2 separate regions of the Mus musculus genome follow, and region 2 is linked to region 1. A link is a loop called in an ENCODE intact Hi-C map of the cell type or tissue named here. Cell type or tissue: heart. All regions are shown on one strand. Each heading gives the region's core, and the rest is flanking DNA. Links, peaks and the distances in the headings are about the cores only. Region 1 has its middle 29 kb from the start of Pomc. Region 2 overlaps Gm46332 (a long non-coding RNA gene).

Region 1 (11,362 bases), core at 2,095-10,094:
AATGATGATCAAGCTCTTTGCAGACGTGGTGCCTAAGACGGCAGAGAACTTTAGGCAATTCTGCACCCGAGATCAGAAAAGATGGTGTTCCGATAGGATACAAAAGAAGCACCTTCCACAGGGTCATAAAGGATTTCATGATTCAGGGTGGAGATTTTGTTAATGGCGATGGCACTGGAGTCGCCAGTATTTACCAGGGTCCATTTGTGGATGAAAAATTTAAACTTAGACACTCTGCTCCAGGCCTGCTTTCCATGGCAAACAGTGGTTCCAGTACAAATGGCTGCCAGTTCTTTATCACATGTTCTAAGTGTGATTGGCTGGATGGAAAGCATGTAGTGTTTGGAAAAATCATTGACGGACTTGTAGTGATGAGGAAGATCGAGAATGTTCCCACAGGCCCCAACAATAAGCCCAAACTGCCAGTGGTGATCTCACAGTGTGGGAAATGTAATCTAGACAAGACGGAACCAGGTCCTCTGCTGTGTTGATGTGACATTCTCCCTTGAGTCTGACAAGCTGGACTGGCCTCTGTGTTTGCTTCCCTGTCTCCACAGTATGCGATCCAGGACCCGGAAGTATCACAAATGAGAACCAATCATCCTGTTTACATTTTGGACTGTAAATAAAGGAATTTTTAAAAAAGAAAAAAGAAATGTAAGATTTTGAAGAGAGGATGAAAACGAATTTTTGGTTTTTATTCATTTGTTTGTTTTGTTTTTAAGATTTATTCAGTGTGTCTGGATGTTTTGCCTGCTTGAACGTCTGAGTACCACACTGGTGCCCTCAAAAGGTCAGAGGAGGATGTTGGGTCCCCTAGAACTGGAGTCACAGAGAGTTGTGAGCTACCATGTGGGTCCTGGGGACTGAGCCTGTCCTCTCTCCGTGACAGCAGCAAATGTTTAACCCCCGTGTCACCGCGTCACCCGGTCACCGTGTCTGCTCAGCCCTCCATCTTTTTTTGAGACAGATTCTCATTCAGTTCAGGCTGACCTTGAACTCCTTAAGGAACCAAAGTTAGCCTTGAAGCTGCGACCCTCCTGTCTTCATCTCCCAAATGCTAGGATTGCATGCCTGTCCCACCATGACTGTTTACACTGTACTGGATATGAACCCAGGGTTTGGCGCACGCTCGGCACGCACCCTACCAATGGAGCTACACCCCCACCCACCCCATTCTTTTTTGTATCTGAATAAAACTTCACTGCATGGCCTATCTTATTCATGTATCTGAGCTGTTCCTCACTTAGCTGTCATGAGCAGTACTGCTCTGAGCATTAGTGCTGAGTTTCCTGTGTGAATGTTAATTGCTTCTCTTGGGTTTAAGCCCAGCACTGACGCAGCTCACATGCCAACGCCAGGCCCGGCACTGACGCAGCTCACGTGCCAACGCCAGGTCCCGCACTGACGCAGCTCACGTGCCAACGCCAGGTCCCGCACTGACGCAGCTCACGTGCCAACGCCAGGTCCCGCACTGACGCAGCTCACGTGCCAACGCCAGGTCCCGCACTGACGCAGCTCACGTGCCAACGCCAGGTCCCGCACTGACGCAGCTCACGTGCCAACGCCAGGTCCCGCACTGACGCAGCTCACGTGCCAACGCCAGGTCCCGCACTGACGCAGCTCACGTGCCAACGCCAGGCCGGGCACTGACGCAGCTCACGTGCCAACGCCAGGCCGGGCACTGACGCAGCTCACGTGCCAACGCCGGGCTTTACTTTTCCCTCTGAAGAGTTTTAAACATTTTAAAATTTACTCTTAATTATGTGTGCCAGACAGAATGTGCCTGAGAGTCATTGCCCTCAGAGACCAGAAGTCACATGTCCAGGAGCAGGAATTGTAGGCAGTTGAGAGCCACCTGATCTGGAGCTGAGAACTGAACTCAGGTCCTCTGCACCCACAATGCTCACTCCTAACTGCTGAGCCCTCTCATCAGCTCCCTTATCTCCTTCTCCTCTTTTGTGGAGACACCATCTTACTATGTAGCCCTGGCTAACCTAAAAGTTACTATGTAAACTAGGCTGGCCTCAAAAATCACAGAAATCCATCCCGCCCCTGCCCCTGCCCCTGCCCCTGCCCCTGCCCCTGCCCCTGCCCCTGCCCCTGCCCCTGCCCCTGCCTTCTAAAAGTTAGGGCTAAAGATGTGTGCAGCCATCACCACACTAGATGCTGTTCTTGTTGTCCTTGCTCCTCTTCCTCCTCTTCCTCTTCCTCTTCTTCAAGATTTTTCTATAGGTAGCCAGGCAATGGTGGCTCACACCTTCAATTCCAGCACTCAGGAAGCAAGGGCAAGCACATCTCTGAGTTTGGGGCCAGCCTGGTTTACAGAGCAAGTTCCAGGACAGCCAGGACTACATGGCCAGAGAAACCCTATATAGAAAAATAGATTTCCTTAAAACATATTGCTTAGTGTTAGAGAGATGACTCAGTGGTTAAGGCACAGGACCTGGGTTCAGTTCCCAGCACCCATGTCAGGTGGCTAAAAACCATCTGTAACTCCAGTTCCAGGTCCAACAGCCTCTGGGCCCCTCGGGTGGCCCACGCCTGCCCGTGGTGTATATAAACTCCTTCAGGCACACACATAAATAAGCCTACTGTTCTGCATTGTGATCCCTGCATATGAATCTGCAGGAATCATGCACTGCTGTAGGCTGCATCCTACAACGGGAAGCACTGAGCCACAGGACATGGACACTTAGGATATCAACAGGCACCACATGCAAGCACCAGCACTCAGCCAGCACGGACTTCTGATCTGAGTGGTGAGTGAAAGGACCAAGGCGCCTGCCAAGTACCGAGAAACCAGAGCTGCCTCAGAGGCTCAGGGAAGCAAGGTAGGGTCTGGGGTTGAGTATGTGGCAGAGCTGGACTGCTGACTGGCATAGCACTAGCAGACCTCTGCTGCCACCCAGGGGATGCCACCACTGGCACAATTGAAATAGAGTTGGTGTAAGAGGCTGGAGAAGCACAACAGCCACAGTTGTGTGCATCAGTAGAGCAAGCCTTCATTTTAGAATCCATGGAGTTGCTGCCAAGTGACCTCAGATGAGTGGCATCACTGCTGATCTGGAATTCATCATCCTGTGGGCATTTCTGGCTTTGAACTCCATGGTTCCTGACAAACAACAGAACTCTCTGTGAATTCAGATGGCTTTTCCTGTTCAAGTTTTTGCTTCTAGTGGAGGGTTCTCCCTCATGCCCTAGAAGCGGCTAGGAGGTTCTGATTTCTACTGGTTTGAACCAAACAGCTCAGTCCAATCCAGCAAGCACTTCCTAAGATTCCTGGGTCAAAGCCTTTTTCACGTGAATAGTTACAGCAGCTTCCTGATCAGGCTCCCGACCTTTGTGATCCATACAGTAACTCACGGAGCAAAAGAACCAAGAGGCAAAGAGACTGCTGGAGTCCTGTAGCCCTGCAGGTTCTTTATTGCCAGCCCCACAGATACATAGCTCATGTGTGTGCTCTGCCACCACAGGCCTTCGCAGGCCTAGCTTCCCCCCCAAGCAGTGTCACTGTTGTTTGTTGTAAGGAGCTTTGAATTTCCTTAGGGTTCTGGGAATCTAGCCCAGGCTCTAGGTACATGTTAGCCAAGCACTTTATTGTTGTGGCCAGGACTCCAGCCTTCGCTTTAGTCTTGTCTGGTTAATTTCCTGGAGGTGTCTAGTCAGAGTTAATCTTACCAGATTTCCCTGACTTTTGTATAAAATAGCACTTGCAGGGGCTGGAGACATCTTCAGAGACATGCTTGTAACCATACTTTTTGGCTACTTTATTGGGTTCTTGTTTTGTTTTGTTTTGTTTTGGAGACAGGGTTTCTCTGTGTAGCCCTGGCTGTCCTGGAACTTACTCTGTAGACCAGGCTGGCCTCAAACTCAGAAATCTTCCTGTCTCTGCCTCCCAAGTGCTGGGATTAAAGGCGTGCACCACTTCACCAATCCCTTCTAGCCCACCAACATTAGGTAGGCAAAAAAGGTTAGAAGGGGAAGGAGGCATAGACCTCTTTATACTACTTCCTGCTGGTTAGGGGCATTGAGTTTCTAGAGGCAAATCCAACTGGTGTCATCAGGATAACTCCAACCAGCAATACAGCCGAGAGCTAAAGCAGCAAACACAACAGGAAGAAGCAGCGAAGGGAGGGACAGCTGCCATCACGTCCAGAGCTCTGGCATCTTTATACCTTCTCAAGAGTGCCCAGAATAAGCCAGGCATGGTGTCGCACGCCTTTAATCTCAGCACTCGGGGGGGGTGGGGGTGGGGGTGGGGGGCAGAGGCAGGCAGATTTCTGAGTTCGAGGCCAGCCTGGTCTACAAAGTGAGTTCCAGGACAGCCAGGGCTATACAGAGAAACCCTGTCTCGGAAAAAAAAAAAAAAAAAAAAGAGTGCCCAGAATTTCAAAAGCAAACTATCTTCAGCTGGCAGAATCATGCACCTGCCAGAGCATGAGACAAATCATAGTCAGCTGCTGCGGAGGATCTGAAGCAGCCCCATATCCCACACCTGGGATTAAAACAGAAACATATTCACATAACATAACTTTTTAAAATATTTATTTATTTTATGCATATGAGTATTTATTTTATGCATATGAGTACACCACCGTTGCTTTCTTCAGACACACCAGAAGAGGGCATCAGAACCATTACAGATGGTTGTGAGCCACCATGTGGTTGCTGGGAATTGAACTCAGGACCTCTGGAAGAGCAGCTGGTGCTCTTAACTGCTGAGCCATCTCTCTATCCCCATAACTGGGTTTTTAAGAAAGCCAAATTCTCACTACAAGTGCTTGCAAGTGTGCATTTAGACCCCCAGCACCCATGGAAAAGCTGTATGTGGCAGATAGAAGGTGCCCATATTCCCTCGCTCTGGTGAGACAGAGACAAGCTGATTCCTGGAGATCACTGGTCAGTCTAGCCAAATGGGTAGATTCCAGTTTCAATCAATCCCAGCCCTTCCCTCTCACTCCCCTTGCCTCCTCTATTGTCTTCATAGTATTTATCACAGCTCTCCCGAGATCTGTTTATCCTTCATCCATCCATGGACAACACACACACACAGCACCATGAGCTTCAGGGCAGGAAGGACTGTTGCTCAAGGTTGGTTCAGATTGGGCCTTTGAGGCCTCCTGGGGAGATGATGAACTTGTCTGCAGACAGAGTCTAGAGGCTCTCAAGCCTTGAGTTTGTTAAGAAGAGGCAGGGCAGCCGGGCAGTGGTGGCACATGCCTTTAATCCCAACACTTGGGAGGCAGAGGCAGGTGGATTTTTGAGTTCGAGTCCAGCCTGGTCTACAAAGTGAGTTCCAGGACAGCCAGGGCTACACAGAGAAACCCTGTCCCCCCCCCCCCCCCAAAAAAAAAAAAAAAGAAGAAGAAGAGGCAGGGCTTTCCCACTCAAGGTCTCCTGTAAAGCCTTAAACAGGGCTTTCAGAGATTGGTGAGTTCAGAGAAGGTGTGTGATGGGCTGTGCTCATCACACAAGAAGCAGAAAGACAGCTTGGGACTTGGGACCTCAATCTGGGAGTTGTGATTGAGTGAGGGGAAACAGGCCCACTCCATGAAGATCTCCATGCAGGTGGTTCCTCAGAACTTCAAAGCTCTGTTTGGAACTTGGTCAGGTGGGTTACAATATCCCCACAATAGAACAACTCTGCCCTCTGGTGGCCACCTTAGGGGCCGAGCCACCTCAGGACTATTTAGCCAAAAAGGAGAAAACTCTCTACTTGACCTAGCTTCCATATAGACATTTTAGAAGGTATAACATATGGGACTTTGAAAAAAAAAGTCAACTAGATGTCTGAATGCACAACTTTAATCCCAACACTAGTGAAGCTGGGGCAGGACAACCAGGAGTTCAAGATAGCTTGCCTAGGATACATAGTGAGTTCAAGGACAGCCTGGGCTACATGAGATCCTGTCCCTAAAGAAATAAGGGGAAGGGAATAATAATTACAGAAATCACATTATCTGAGCATGATGTGCACAATCCTCGGAACTCGGGAGGTAGAGGCAGGTCTGCAGCAGGCTAGATGCCAGCCTAATCTATACATGAGCTCCAGGTCATACAAGGCTACATAGCAAGACCCTGTCTCCAAACAAGAGCAGGACATTGTACAGCATGCCTTGAATCCCAGAACCTGGGAGGAAGAAGTAGGTGAATCTCTGTGAGTCTGAGGACAGCCTGGTCTACACAGCGAGTTCCAGAAGCTACATAATAGAGAGACCCTGTCTCAAAAATACCAACATACAAACAAACACCACAGGGCCTGGGGAAGTGGTTCAGTGGTTAGAGTGCTCCGTTCCTAACCTGTGGTTCCGGAACCTGTGTTCCGTTCCAAGCACACATATGGGTGAGTACCTATAACTCCATCTCCTAGGAATTTAACACCCTCTTGTGACCTTCTGAACACACACACACACACAAATTAAAAACAACACAAATCAAATCATCTTTTGAAGGTTTGAGGGCAAGCACTCACAGGCACGAATGTGCCACTGTGCTTGTGTGGTTAGAGAACATGAATTTCCACAGTTTCAAGTCTCTACCTCCCATCTCATTATAAGAGCTGGATGATAGACTCTGTGGGATAACAGCACACGAGGCTCAGGGACAGGGATCAAACTTAGATCATCAGACTCATATGCTGATATGGAGATCCTCTGAGCCATCACACTGGTACTTTGATAGGTGGAAGGCATCTCTCTCTTTTTCTTTCTCCTTCTCCTCCTCCTCCTCCTCCTCCTCCTCCTCCTCCTCCTCCTCCTCCTCCTCCTTCTTCTTCTTCTCTCTCTCTCTCTCTCTCTCTCTCTCTCTCTCTCTCTCTCTCTCTCTCTCTCTCTCTTTCTCTTTCTCTCTTTTTCTTTTTCTGACAGGGTTTCTCCATGTAACAGCCCTGGCTGTCCTGGAACTTACTCTGTAGACCAGGCTGGCCTTGAACACACAAGAGACACACCTGCCCCTGACTCCAGAGTACTGGGATTAAAGGTGTGCACCACCACACATCACAGCCGGCTCTCTTTACATCTGCCCACCACAGCAGGCCCTGTTCAGATCATTTTTATACCCCTGATCCTCCTGGAGTTTTCTCTGTGTTTCATTCCCAGTCAAGTATTTACAGAGCACCCACCGCATTGCCGGTGCTGGCTAGTGATAGAGGAGATAAAACTCCGAATGCAGCTTCTTTCTCTTCTGCGTGTAATCATCTTGTGCTTTTCTGCCCTGAAATCTTCACTCCGTGTCACAACCTCTATTGTCACACACTTGGCAGGAAATCATTGCTAATGGCCACAGGCAGCCTCCGAGCGACTGCCCTCAGCCATTTGTCTAGTAAACAGCCCGGATAAGTGGATGCTGCTTCAGATCAGAAGAAGGCAGAAGGAGGGATGTTTGGTCTCCGCAGGAGAGAGCTCAAGATGGTCATTACTGCCTCCAGGCCCTCTGCCCCATGCTAGAGAGTTCCAGCAACAGAGTCCGTCAAAGCACCCGATACCCAGAATCCTTTCAACCACACCCACCTGCAGCGGCTGTGCTAGAACAGTGATAGACAGGAAGGTACCAGGAGCCTGACTTAACCCAGGGACCACTTCCCTGTTAGAAGCTTGTGGTGAGAATTTCCCAGGCCTGGGATGTGGGGCTGCTTCAGGTCATCCACAGCAGCTGACTATGATTTGCCTTGTGCTCTAGCAAGGGCGTGGATTTGCCAGCTGCAGATAGTTACTATGATTGTGTGGCCTTTGGAATTCTGAGGACTTTTCAGAATAAATAATAAATGCTAGAGCCCCCCGTGGTGGGGGCTATTGGTTGCTGTTAAGAACTCACATGCAAAGAAGAAATAAGAAGAAATTAGATGTCCTGACATCTGAGAGATCAAACTCACAGGAAGTAGTCTAATGATAATGTTTCCTCCTTTCCCCTCAGTTCTGTTGTCTCTTCTATCTAGTGTTCAGAGGTCAAAAGGAAGAAAAGGAGTGAAGGGTGGAAGGAAAAACCCACAAAGAGAGCCAACGTCTAGTTATTCAAGTTGGTAAGGCAATCCTAGAAATTCAGGAGGCAGAAGCAGGAAGATCAAGAGTTCAAGGCTAGCTTCAATATAGCAACCACAGCCAACTTAGGCTACACGATACCCTGCTTAAAGCATTTTTCAGAATGATCCCTTGTAATAAACAGTTAGAAAGCACACTGGATGAGAAGAATGCATTCATACTGCCAACACAAGAAGGGCTGTTTAGAAATGTGTTAATGAGAATCCTATAAGTCCTCTCTAGATGAAAGATGTGAACTTGAAAGATATAAAGGCTTGAATAAATACAAAGATACATGTTGGGGGATGTTTTCTGTGCACCATGTATTCCAGTGCTGATTTCTGTACCTGAGATCTGGTTGCAGTCCAGACTTGGGTGTTGCCATTATTGTGAAGAATTTCCTGACTCCGTTTTTTAAAACACGTTCTCCATCATCTTCTGATTGGTCAATATAGAGCTGGTCAGCCTATATCTAGCTGGGCAGGAGAAGAAAAGGCAGGATTTCTGAGCCCAGAGAGCCAGGGAGAGGGTTTCAGCTGGGCTCTGAGGAGTTCCCACTGGGACCCGGGGTCCACGGTGGCAGGTAATGGCCACGTGACTGGGAAGTAGGCCATTGCTGCATAGTCCGCTTAAAAGAGATCGGTAACCGCCCAGCTATCGTGCAAGGAACTTATTAACAAATATAAAGGTCTCCGTGGCTTTATTAGGGAACAAGGGAGGGCATAGGAAAAAACCCATACTTTTGTAAATACATTTTGTTTTGGCCAAAAGAAGCATTCTGTGACCAGGGCAGTAGGGAAGTGTGTAATCCCAGTATTCTGGAGGTAGGTGAAGAATTGGGAGTTCATGGCCACCCTTGGCTACAGAGAGAATTTGTAAACTACACATGATTCTATCTTAAATAATGGGCACGGTAGCTGGGCAGTGGAGGTGCACAGCTTTAATCCCAGCACTTGGGAGGCAGAGGCAGGCGGATTTCTGAGTTGGAGGCCAGCCTGGTCTACAGAGCGAGTTCCAGGACAGCCAGTGCTACACAGAGAAACCCTGCCTCAAAATAAATAAATAAACAAATAAATAAAAATTTAGGACACGATGTTTTACACAAAGAAACTCTGTCTTGGAAACCCAAATAAAATTTTTGTTTGTTTGGTTGGTTTTTGGGTTTTCAAGACAGGGTTTCTCTGTGTAACTCTGGCTGTCCTGGAACTCACTCTGTAGACCAGGCTGGCCTGGAACTCAGAGATCTCCCTGCCTCTGCATCCCGAGTGCTGGGATTAAAGGTGTGTGCCACCATGCCCGGCTAAATAAATAAATTTAATTAATTAAATAAAAGGTGGCATGTGTATTTTTCTCCCAGAATCTGGAAGATGGAGGCAGGCAGATCTCTTTGGGTGTGTTGGAGTCCAGCATGTTCTACGTAGTGAGATCCCAGTTAAAGAGGAGGAGTGGGGAGTGATATGTGTGAGGAAATGTTTCCCTGGGATAACCTATACATTTGCCAGAAATGTATTATCACAGACAAAACCTTCTGTCTTGTCTTCCCCTTCCCCATGCAGGACTCTTTCTCTGCAGAGCACATGATGATTCGATTATGTTGTATGAGTTTTATGTTGCTCTCCCATGAGGCTAAGAAAACAACACTGGAAGTCATCTGGAAGATAAGTGAAAAGTGGTGATAAACCTCTTACCAGGTGGTAGAAGTAAAGTGTGAACCTGTGGCAAATGAGGCGACTTGGCCCGAGCTCAAAAATAGGCAGGAAAATCAATAAGACACACCGGTTTGGAAACAGATCCACTATGTGTGGATGTTCACACTCTCAAAGTGGCCCTAAATCATTGGGGAAATGGTCTATTCAGTAAGCAGTGCTGGAGACAGGTGACCCTGCAGAGAGCAATTAAATATGGACGAAAACCTCTTTTCCTTTACGTTAGACTTAATAGTGGGCAGGTTCAAAATGGAACCCTCAAAATGGGAGCACAGAGTGTGTAGAGAAGAAGTGGGGTATGCATGTATTAATCTGAGTCTTTAAAATGTAAAGCTCCCCCATTGAAAACAACACAGCTAGGCAGTGGGAAATACTTACAGCGGGGTGAGAGACAGTATACTAATTTCCTTAACTACAAAGAAGGACCAGAAATCCATGAAGCAGTCAGGGGGAACCTAGAAGACAGAGTGAGAGAGATCGATGCAGGACAGAGGTGCAGAAAGCCCAGCTCAGCTCTCCGCTGTTAAAACACAAATTAGAATGAAAGGCAAGTGTCCAACAAAGACACGCGGAAGTGCTCTGGGGGTGAGATTAGCTGCGGAAATGGAAATTGCTGGAGCCTTTAAGGGTGGCGATTTGACCAAAGCCATCAACATTTCAGCTGCGTGTGCCTGCCTGGCCAGCAATTCCACTTCTAAGGATTGATTTCTCTGCAGCATTTTCTGTAAGAGTAAAAAACTGCTAGAGTGGAGGTGGTAGCCTGGGCTGGGTGATTTGAAAGAGCTCTGACACCTGCTTTTAGGAGAACAAGGTTCTGAGAGCCAGGTTGGTCTGTAAGATTACATACAGATAGGTCAGTGTAGCTATACATATACATGCAGTGGCTACCCAGAGAGAAGCATCCTTGTGCTTGAAAATGCTGGATGGGGGTAGTAAAGTCAGTTGGTTCTAGGCTGTAGGCTAGAGCCTGGCAGTGAGGGAGACACCCTTCTGGGCTCCCACTGAATACGCTGCGGGGATTTCTTTCTTTCCTCCTTTTTTCTCTTCCTTCTTTCCTTCCTCTCTCTCTTTCTTTCTCTTTCTTCCTTTTCTTTTCTTTTTTGGTTTTGGTTTTGGTTTTTCGAGACAGGGTTTCTCTGTGTAGCCCTGGCTGTCCTGGAACTCACTCTGTACACCAGGCTGGCCTCAAACTAAAAAATCAGCCTGCCTCTGCCTCCCGAGTGCTGGGATTAAAGGCGTGCGCCAGCACACCCGGAGTCTTTCTTTCTTTCTTCTTCTTCTTTTTTTTTCTTCTTCTTTTTTTTAACTTGAATTTGAGTGTGTGTTCATGAAGGTTAGAAGAAGGTATTGAGTCCCCTAGAGCTGGAGTTACATGTGCTTGTAAGATGGCCAGCTCAGGCACTGGGATTTGAACTCGGGTCCTTTAAAAGAACAACAAACAGGTATTCCTAACCACTGAGTCTCTCCAGCTCCCCACATCTTTCCAACCTAAGAGATTTTTTTATTTCATGTGTCTGAGTATTTCACCTGCATGTGTGTGTTAGAAATAATACATGTGTTACGATCACGGAGAGATCACCACTTCAAGCAAAGTATCTAGACAGGGCAAAGTTTACTCTTGATCAAGAGGATGTGCTT
Region 2 (11,362 bases), core at 1,897-9,896, 630 kb before region 1:
GCCAGAGTAGACAAGCCTCATCAGCCCTTCGGAAACCCTGCAACAATCACCACCTGCTTGTTTTTCTTAATTACAAATATGTGTGAGTTAGAATCCTGAGCCTGTGACTGAACTGCAAACTTCAGCCAATGGAAGGAACACTTACAGCTTAACTATAATTTTTAAGTCTCCCTTGCAACACAGGGGCACAACCATAACTTTGGAAAGCAAAACTCAACCTCAAACAAACAATCCAGTCTCTCCCAAATCAACACCAAGTGCATCGCCCCCATGCTACAAAGTTTGGCTGCCAGTTCCTACACACGAACACACAACAGTGCTGCCTCCAATACCTCACCAAAGAGACACTGCCCTAAACTCTATCTTTTATAAGTCAGGTTTCTAGGATAAGAATTATATAAATTACTCAATTTAGAGGTATCTTGTTTCCCTGGGTTGGCTCATGCCGTGTGCTGTTGTTCTGAATGACTCCAACCCGGAGTTACCAGGCTTAAGCCAGCCTTCTGTTACCAATGTTACAAATATTTAATCATACCCAATAACTTATAAGCCAATAATCTATAACCAAGACATGCAGGGCATATTTATACATTTAAAACAAGTCAGAAACAAAAATTAGTGGTAACACACATCATATATATATATATATGTGTGTGTGTGTGTATATATATGTATACACATATGTATATATATGTGTGTATATATGTGTGTATATATATATATATATGTGTGTGTGTGTGTGTGTGTGTGTGTGTATATATTTTTTTTTTTCGAGGCAGGGTTTCTCTGTATAGCCCTGGCTGTCCTGGAACTCACTCTGTAGACCAGGCTGGCCTCAAACTCAGAAAACCATCTGCCTCTGCCTCCCGAGTGCTGGGATTAAAGGTGTGCACCACCACATCCGGTCACATCTTATATATTTAGACTAGACAAAATTCTTACTTTTTCTAGCTGTAATTTTAAGGGAGGAGCACCTTGTCACCTGCTGAACCCAATAATCACGGTCACAGAGATTTTTCTAGGAGAAACAGCCATCCTTGCCCTTCCTTACCATAGAAGCAAAGAAGCTGCTGCCCCTTTAAGAGCGGCTTGTGCAGACAATCAGCCCCTAGCAGGGCTTCTCCAGCTGTGCTAGACTCCTAACTACAGGTGCAGGGCTCCAAAGGCCAACCGAGGCTGCTTTTTATTTATTTATTTTTTGAAATGAGTTAAAACCAAATCAAAGGGTGAACAACCAGCAGATAAAGTTTTAATCATTTTTTTTCTTTTGAACATGAAACACAGAACAACATTCAAGCAACAGAGCAAAAACGCAGACATAAACTGACAGACATGGACAAATTGGTGCGCCAAGGACAGACAATCGACAGGGAAGAGAACTAGATGTCCCATCAAAGGGACCAGATATCCTACCTAAGGGACCCAGAAGTACTTCTCCAGTAGGAGCCAGAGAGGAGGCAGGATGTCTCCTGACCTCCTCCTGGCCCCAGGAAAACTCAAACAGCTTACGTTCATTTTCCTTCTCCTTCACCAAAGCATCCCTGAATAGTCAGGGAGGACTGCTTTTCTCAAACCCACTCTCTGTCATATATTTAGTGTAAACTGTTTCTAGTCAGGGCTCAAAGGCTAAAAGCATCTATGAGAATTATTTTTGCTTCTCTAGATTTTAGCATAACTCTAAACACATACACAAAAACACTTTACCATTACATTGCCCCATTCTTGTGGGGTCTATTCACTAATGGCCCAAATCTTCTTTTACTTTCCTTCGAGAGCACTTCTCCCATTGTCCTTCACTGTACCCTGCTTACTGGAGTCCCAAATTGGGTGCCATCTGAACAAGCCAGCTCAGTCAGTTAACAGGTTCTCCAGGGCAGGATCGAGGATTAAAAAGAAAAGAGATGATTAGACAACATTGTAGCATGACCTGAGTTCTGAGGCTGAGATGAGTTTAATTTTTTTCTAGTCCACTTTTATATGATTCTGGGTACATACAAAAAATATGGTCAGTTCTTAAGGCATAAACAAAGTAGTCAATGAACAAACAAAGAATAAATATAGTAGTCAAGGAACAAGCAGGGAAAAAAATCAAAGCAATAAAGTCCCATGGTCACTATGTTTAGAGGTGTATCAGGATGGTCTAGATACAAGAATACATTTCTCAGCTGTATTTGCCTTGAGCCTATTTCATTGTCCCAGCCCGGTATTCCACCAAATTCCTAAAACAGCTCTCCACAGATTTCCAAAGTGGCAGTACAAGGCTGTACTTCCACGAGCAATGGAGGAGTGTTCTCCTTGCTCCACAGCTCATCAGCATGAGCTGCCACCTGTGTATTGAATCTTAGCCATTCCAACAGGTGTAAAATGGAATCTCAAAGTCATTTGGATTTGCTTTCCTTGATGGCTAAGGATGTTGAACATTTCTTTAGGTTCTTCGCCATTTGCGATTCCTCTGTTGAGAACTCTGTTTAGCTCTGTATCCCATTTTTTAATTGAGTTATTTGGTTTGTTTATGTCTAGTTTCTAGAGTTCTTTATATATTTTGAACATCAGCCCTTTACCAGATATGGAGCTGGTGAAAATCTTTTCCCATTCTGCAGGCTGCCATTTCTCCTATTGGTGGTGTCCTTTGCCTTAACCTTACAGAAGCTTTTCAGTTCCATGAGGTTACATTTATTACACATGTGCATATATACAATGACATATATAATGTGTATACTTATAAATAAGATACATGAGAATAACCAGTGAACCAGCTGCAGGTACAAATGCTTTTAGATTAAAAAACTGTTACAAGGAGTCAGGTATGGTAGCAAACACATATAATACTGTGGTAGTTTGAATAGGTATGGCCCCCACAGACTCATGTGTTTGTATGCTTGGCCATAGGGAGTGGCACTATTAGGAGGCATGACCTTATCGAGTAGATGTGGCCTTGTTGGAGGAAGTGTGTCATTGTGGGGGCAGGTTTTGAGGTCTCATATGCTCAAGTTACACCCAGTGTGGCACATAGTCTCCTGCTGCTGCCTACAGATCAGGATGTAGAACTCTAGGCTCCTCCAGCACTGTCTTCCTGCATGCTGCCATGCTTCCTGCATGATGATAACACTAAGCTTCTGAAACTGTAAGCCAGCCCCAATTAATGTTTTCTTTATAAGAGTTGCTGTGCTCATGGGGTGTTTCTTTATAGCAGTGAAACCTAATCTAAGACAAATACCAACACTTCAGAGATGGAAGCTGGAGGGTCAGAGAGTTCAAGGCCATCATGGAATACATGGTATCCAAACCCTTCTAGGCTCCAGGCACCAACTATACAATAAATGATAAAATGAGAACTCACAGAGGAATTGAGCATGTCAGTGTTAAAAACTTGTATATGACAAACCCACGAGGTGTAACTCACTGGAGGAGGGCTCTTCTGGCATGTGTGAAGCCCTGGGTTCAGTCTCCAAAACTACAATGAAAAGATTATAACATCTGAGCCAATAACTCCCACAGTTAAATCATGCTTTTAAAATAAAATACTAAAACCACACTAACGAGGGTATTCTTCATATGTAACAAACCCAGAGGATTCTGCTAGAGACACAGTGAAGAAGGCCCGGCCACTGGCCTGATTCTGTGTGGCTCCCTCTCTGACCTGTTCTCTGAGTTACTCTCTTCCCCTGCTTTATCTTAAATCCTAGGATCACAGATCTGACAGAAATGGAAACCGCCTCCCAAGCAGCAGTGACTTCCGTGGCACTGGCCAGTCCCAGGCTAATAACCAACCAGACCACAGTCTCCCCAGGATTACTAGCTATATAAATCCTCGACTTTGGCGCTCCCTATATATAGCCACAGAGCTGTTGCTTACACCTCAAAGACAGATTTTAGGTCACTAGACTCTTTATTGTCGCTGGTACATCTACACTGAAAATAAACCCTATTCTGCTTTCAACACTGCAGGAACTGATTGACCAGGCCAAACTGTTGGGACCCCTACAACTGTGTCTTTACGGAGGACTCTCCTAACTGGCATGATAGATTTGAAGGAGGCCATCAAGGAAATAGTATCATAGACTTTTATTTTCCTTCAAATGAACTACCAAACTCTGACTTAAACAACATAGTATTAGTTTAGAGAACCAGAAAAAAAAGAAAAAATTCGGATTTGAGATTAACTTAATTCAGGGACTCTGGCTCTCTTTTCCTCCTTACAGTTGTCTTCATCTGTGTGTTCAATCAATCCCCGGCTGCAGCTAGGCCTCATCACTACACAGCATCGAGAAGGGAAACCAGCACTTCCTGAGGTGCTAACTCTTGCTCCCTCTCCCTCCGTTTATGTGTGTGTGTGTGTGTGTGTGTGTCTGTGTGTGCTCGCTCACTTGCGTACAGTGTGCATATAAGCACAGATCAAGGGCTCCCTCCATTTATGTGGTTCCCTTTGCTCTTTGCCATGAAGTGACGGTGCTTCTTCTGTAGTTTGTACCATTGTGTGTTAGCACAGGCCCAGAACAGCAGAGCCAATCAGCAAAGGACTGAAACCTCCAAAACTGAGACAAAGTAACCTTTCCTCTTTCCAAGTTTAGCACATTCCTGAATGCTGACTGGCACGCTCCCAGGAGAAAGGAATGCAACAAGGAGAAATGCTCAGCTACATTTAACCACAGCGGAATGATACACTAAGACATGTAGGGCTGGAGAGATGGCTCTGAGGTTAAGAGCACCGACTGCTCTTCCAGAAGTCCTGACTTCAATTCCTGGCAACCACATGGTGGTGGCTCACAACCATCTTTAATGGGATCTGGTGTCCTCTTCTGGTGTGTCTGAAGAAAGCAATGGTGTGCTCATATAAATAAAATAAATCTTTAAAAAGAAGAAGGAGGAGGAGGAAGGAGGAGGAGGAGGAAGAGGAGGAGGAAGAGGAGGAGAAGGAGAAGAAAAGAGACCTGATTGTAACTGGGTACAGGTGTCCGTAGTTGTATCTACTTGGAAGACTGGGGCTTGAGGCTAGTGAGTTCCAGGCCAGCTTGGGTGCCATAGTGAGACCCCCATCTCCCAAAAAAGTGAAAAAAGAGGTACAAGTTTACATTAAGCAAACTATCAATAATACTGAATTTTGTCAATTATGTGGAGAAATAAAAACTCTTAATGCCCTGCCAGTGGGAGTACTAAAATGAGACAATAACTGGAAAGACAGCATCCGCTAGCTAGTCAAGCAGAAGGTGATGTAACAACGCCACATCCTAGAGAAACTCTCAAAAGAACAAACCAATTCAGTGGGACTGTTTTACTTTGATTGTGCTGGGAATTGCCCCTAGGGCCTTTGCGAATGCTAAGTAAGCACTCTATCACTAAGCTATGTCCCCAGTGACAGTGGCACTAATTATAATAGCATAATATTAGAAGCAGCACCAGGGTCCAGCAGTAGTTGAATGATGGATTACAGCATAGAATGGAATACTATTTAACAGTGAAGCTACAACAGCACCAGCAAATCTCAGGAATATAATGTTGAATGAGAGGAGGCAAGTCACAGAGTACATATTATATTATTTCATCCAAATGAAATGTAAAGGATGTAAAACTATAAATATATAAGATGCTTAAGCCCTAAGAATTCAAAGATAACATAAAATTTAGAATAGTACTTATTTCTCTTCCAATTCCTATTTAGACATATTTACCTTATGTGTAGGCTGCCTGCATGTGTGTGCCTGACCACATCTGTGGCTGGTGCTCTGAGAGCTTGGAAGAAGGTTAGGGATCCCCTGGAAATGAGGTTACAGATGGTTGTGAGCCATCAAAGTGGATGCCAAGAACTTAACCCCACGCCTCCGCAAGGTCAGGAAGTGCTCTTATGACAAGGGCCGGCCTGGGCTTGGAGAGGGGTTCTGAAGTCAAACTGTGGGTCCCAAGCTAGTGGCCAATGCTCTGCTAGAGACAGCTTTCCAGCCTGCTTTCTCTCTGTTCTTTCTTTCTCTCTGCCCTCTCAGGAGATCTCCTGAAAGTTCTCCCTAGGTTCTCCTGGAGACAGTTCTCCAAGCAGTTCTTTTTCTTTTTTTCTTTATTTACATTTCAAATGTTATCCCCTTTCCTAGTTTCCCCTCCCTCTCTTGCTATTCTAAAAAATTCTCAGAATAGCTCCTCTCCTGGAGAACAGAAGCCCAGTCTTGTCTTTTGCACATCAATCCAGTCTTTCACTTGAGGCTTCCTTTTGATTATCCTGTGAATCTGCATCCTGCAGCCCTAAACCTCAATTCTTAGGAACTGCAAGCACACATTTCCTTTTAACATTGCAAAAGAATTCAGAGATCTTCTGCCTCTTATAAGCACAGATGCAGATGGTGGGACCACGCCCCGGAATTACCATTTCTACTACAACGCCTAACCTGGCTCCATCCCAAACTGATCCTGAACTCGGGAATCTGTCTGTCTTTTGTCAGCATAGATTAAAAAAACCTAGCCTGGCAGCGGTGGTGGCGCACGCCTTTAGTCCCAGCACTTGGAAGGCAGAGGCAGGCGGATTTCTGAGTTCGAGGCCAGCCTGGTCTACAGAGTGAGTTCCAGGACAGCCAGGGCTATACAGAGAAACCCAGTCTCAAAAAAACCAAACACCAAAACCAACCAACCAAACAAACAAACAAACCCACCTCTAGGCTGCGTGAGATCTCCTGTGACCACCAAGTCTCCTTGCCTCCTTCCTTAGTATCTTTCTGACAAGCTGGCTCTTAGTGCATCTGCCTCTGTCCCTTTAGATTCATGAAGCCCTTCATATAATTCATATTCATATCACATCCTTATTTTTTTACATAGTTGAGAGATTATATATATATATATATATATATATATATATATATATATATGTATTGAACATACGGTTTTAGAATTCTTTTCCACAGCCTTAAGGGCTGTCCTTGCAGGTCCTAGCCTTTACCATTCTGCTGAGACGTTAGCCACTCCTTCACCTCCCAGATTATCATGGAGTCATTAACATCAACAGGGAAGACATTCCTTAAAGGAGGAATGTAAAATGTGTACATTATATGCAAACAAGCCCTCTGCCCACAGCACCCATCAACACTCTTGGAGGCCCAGGCCTGCTTGCCCCATCGCAGGGGCAGGAGCCTAGTCATTCTGTCCCTACCAAGGCCCTGCCAGATTCGGCGCTCTTAACTGCTGAGCCTTCTCTGCAGACCATGGTAGTTATTTCTTTAAAAACATAAAAAAGAAAGAAAGAAAGAAAAGAATAGAACTATAGATACAGATCTCCCATTTATTTACCTTTTATTATTTACCCTTTGTTATATTTTATTTATATTAATATTTATTAAAAATAAACTAGGAGGGTATAGGGGACTTTCAGGATAGCATTTGAAATATAAATGAAGAAACTAATAAAAAATTGTTTTTGAAAAAATAAACTAAAATTTTATTTTTATATTGTTTTGTGTGTGCCACGTGTGCAAACACACCTCTAGAAGCAAGATATTGACACTTCACATATTTCTTAATTTCTTTTCCACTTTATTTTTTGAGACATGGTCTCTCACTGAACCAGGAGTTCAAGATTTGGCTATGCTTGCTTGTCAGCAAGCTCTGGGATTTTCTGACCCCTTAGTGCTAAGATTACAAGGTGTGTACTACTGTGCCTGAACTTTTTCAATTTTACATTCTCCCCACCCCCTTCCTGGTCTCCCCTCCCACAGTTCCTCATCCCATTCCTCCTCCCCCTTTGTCCCCCCCCCCCCCCGCCTCCCCCTTCCCTGGGGCCTCAAGTCTCGGAGGATTAAGCGCATCTTCTCCCACTGAGGCCACACATGGGCAGATCTCTGCTATATTTGTGCCAGGGGCCTTGAACCAGCCTGTGTGTGCTCCTGGTTGGCTGCTTAGTCTCTGGAAACTCCCTGGGTTGGTTGAGACTGCGGGTCTTCCTCTCAACTTGCGCTCCTTCAGCTTCTTCAATCCTTCCCCTAATTCATCCACAGGGGTCCCCGACTTCAGTCCAATGGTTGGGTGTAAATATCTGTATCTGTCTCAGTCAGCTGCTGGTAGGGCCTCTCAGAGGACAGCTATGCCAGGCTCCTGTCTGTCTGTAAGTACACCATAGCATCAGTAATAGTGTCAGGCCTTGGAGCCTCCCCTTGAGATGGATCCCAAGTTGGACTGGTTACTGGACCGCCTTTCCTTCAGTTTCTTCTCCATTTTTGTTTCCGAAGTTCTTTTAGACAGGAACAATTCTGGATCAGGAATTTTGATTGTGGGTTAGTAACCCTGTCCCTACACTTGAGCCCCGTCTATCTCCTGGAGGTGGACTCTTTGGACTTTTATGTGCACACCGTGGATCTGACCTCAGAAGCTCAAACATTTGCAGCAAGCATTCTGCCCACCGCGCCAGCACCCCAGCCTGCGACAGTTTGCTTTGAGGGCTGGAATTTATAGTGCATATTTTCTGTTTGGGTTAAAAACTCCAAATTTGGGGAGGTGCAGAAAATTTGAGTTAAAAGAAAAAATAACTAGTTTGGGTAGTTCATTTCAAGGGGTTTTTTTTTTTTTTTTTTTTTTTTTTTTTTTTTTGGTTTTTGGTTTTTCGATCGAGACAGGGTTTCTCTGTGTAGCCCTGGCTGTCCTGCAACTCACTTTGTAGACCAGGCTGGCCTCGAACTCAGAAATCCGCCTGCCTCTGCCTCCCAAGTGCTGGGATTAAAGGCATGCACCACCACGCCCAGCCAATTTCAAGGGTTCTTAAGTGGTATTAAAACCACTCAGATCATGAATGTAAGGCAACTATCCAAAAAGAAAAGAGCCCCATACTGACGTGTATGTTTGGAAGCTGTAAGAGCCTCTTTAAAAATTAGCCACTGTGGGAGGCGAATGGCGCAGGGTCTGCTTCTCCCAATATTGGAGTGCACACCAAGGTTGTAATGTTGTTTTGGAAATAACTTTTAGTTGGAAAAACTTCAAGGGGGTTCATTGTAAGTTCAATTACATCTGAAGCAAAATAATTTATTGTAATTTATTAGTCGTTGAATATCCATGCACTCCTCCACCTCTCACAGCTCCCTTGCTGTTAGGGGGGTCTGTGTGAGCAGTTATGACACATGAGCCAGCAGGGGAAGTGACATTTGTCACTTCTGGGACAAAGCACTTGTTAGTTCCTTGAAGCCTCTCTTTTTTCCCTGCCATGGCAACCAGGTGTTGAGATGCTGCCTCGAAGAGATGGCTTGGAAGAGATGTGAGTGAAAATATGCTCTGGTGAGAGAACCAGAAAGTCTGGGGTTTACTCACAACCTAGTCTATCCCAGCTACTATCCCAGCATCCATTACAGCCACCATGCCTGTAACCTTTGACACTCACAGATTAAAACAGTTAACATTTCTACGAGTAAAATATCTCTTGTTGATTTTTTTTTTTTACAGCAAAGGAATTCTCTTTTTCCCTATTATCAGTGAGAAAAGAGTCCAAAAGAAAACATGTCAGCTATGATTAACACGGAACATAGTCTGAATGACTGTGTGAAGGTTTGTATATTCTTGGACCAGGGAGGCATGGCCTTGTTGGAATTTGTGTGACCTGATTGGAGTAGGTGTGTCACTGTGGGTGTGGGCTTAAGATCCTCACCCTAGTTGCCTGGAAGTCAGTCTTCCACTAGCTGCCTTCAGATGAAGATGTAGAACTCTCAGCTCCTCTTGCGCCATGCCTGCCTGGATGCTGCCATGTTCCCACCTTGATGATAATGGACTGAACCTCTGAATCTGTAAGCCAGCCCCAATTAAATGTTGTTTTTTTTAATAAGACTTGCCTTGGTCATGGTGTCTGTTCACAGCAGTAAAACCCTAACTAAGACAGACTGAGAGACCAAATTATTTTTGTCTAGTTTAAAAGGTATAAATCCATTTTCTTTATCACACAGACTGAATCAGTATAGAGGACACCATACTGGTTTTTCTTTCCAGGACCAAGTAGATTATCGTATATTTCCCATCAATTTCCTTTGGTTAATCCTCTCTTAATTTTCCTAAAGGAATTTAATTTTAATTTGTTCCACAGAATTGAAAACAAAAAGTTAGATAATTAGCTCCAAAATATACAACAACAACAACAAATCTGTAGAAATCGACACCAAAACTCAACATATGTGTTTTTCATCTGTGTCTTTAATATGTGTAAGAATCAGAGGAGGAGATAAGAAAGTTGAAAATAGACTTCCATTTCCAAGGATGGCATAAGTAATGAAGACAGACCTGGAAAGGATTTGACGCTGTCTTTCAGGAAATAAAGTGCACAGTGGTGAGGACTCCCTGTTTGAGATCCTGAAGAAGTGCATGTCTGTGGCTGTCAGCACAGGTTGAGATCTGTTTTTTGTCAGTCGCCAGATCAGTGCTTTGAGGTGCAGGGAACAAAAGTTAGTATCCAGAGCCCATGCCAGCCAGGGTAAGTTACCTTGAGTTGGGATTAAAGGGGCATGCATAGGAAACAAGGGCAAACTGAATAGACCAGGCAAGCACATTATAGTTAGTGTCCCCAAGTGCCTGGCAGAAGGAAACTGTCTTTGGAGAAAGGGACTTGGTGTTTGTTGGTGGTAGTGTTTTGTTTTTGTTGTTGTTTTGGGGATTTTTTTTTTTGGTTGTTTGATTGTTTTTGTTTTTACTATTTTATTGGGTTCTTATATCTTTACCTCCCTTCCAACCCTTATTTGTAGTCTCCCCTCCCCCAGCCTGAAACCTGCTTGCTCAGGGGTGGAGCTTCCTGCTCATTTGTTCTGCCACGCCCACTGCTGGAACCTGTGGAGCCACACACGTGCACCTTTCTACTGGACCAGAGATTATTCGGCGGGAATCGGGTCCCCTCCCCCTTCCTTCATAACTGAGTGTCGCAACAGTAAAATTGGAGCTTTGATCAGAATAACTGTCTTGGCTACATTTCTTTCTCTCGCCACCTAGCCCCTCTTCTCTTCCAGGTTTCCAAAATGCCTTTCCAGGCTAAAACCCAGGTTGTGGCAAGCCCCCAACACTAGATAGGGGACGGAAAAAAAGTTTGAGGGAAAAGGGGACAGAGACCTCTATAAGCTACTTCCTGCTGACGTAAATTTAAAAAATAAGCAAGCAAACGGATGGGTCTGGAGAAATGGCTCAGTGGGTAAAAGCACTGCTTGATCGTCCAAAGGACCTGGGTTGAATCTGAGGAACCAACATGGTGACTCACAGACAGCTGTAATTTAGTTCCAGTGGATGAAACTACTCTTCTGAGTCCCACAGGCTTGTACATGCGTGTGCTGCACATACGTACACTGGGGCACACATACACATAAGCATAAATGAAGTTTTCAAGAGGGTGCAGAGAGGGAGTTCAGTGGGTAAGAGAACGTGCCATGCATCC

Evidence for each region. Peaks named below come from ENCODE experiments on the same cell type or tissue, not always from the same donor. Only the 100,000 strongest peaks of a DNase experiment are listed, where the experiment ranks them.
Region 2: a loop joins it to region 1, with 3 times the contacts of the local background. A loop is called at or near these places in 4 of 42 quality-filtered maps.

Annotation. Positions count from the first base shown.
Region 1 is chr12:3,920,599-3,931,960 of GRCm38, reverse strand. It overlaps the pseudogene Gm9088. Among named protein-coding and RNA genes, the nearest start is that of Pomc, 29 kb to the left of the region's middle. In heart, for the core only: CTCF peaks have their summits at 2,918 and 5,663 (motif pointing left); no DNase peak of the experiment used is centred there.
Region 2 is chr12:4,552,069-4,563,430 of GRCm38, reverse strand. It overlaps Gm46332 (a long non-coding RNA gene), which reads left to right. Exons shown (of 3, transcript XR_001780543.1): 2 at 9,403-9,504; 3 at 10,256-10,618. Among named protein-coding and RNA genes, the nearest start is that of Gm46332, 12 kb to the left of the region's middle. In heart, for the core only: no CTCF peak of the experiment used is centred there; a DNase peak (open chromatin) is centred at 5,800; H3K27ac peaks cover 1,069 bases.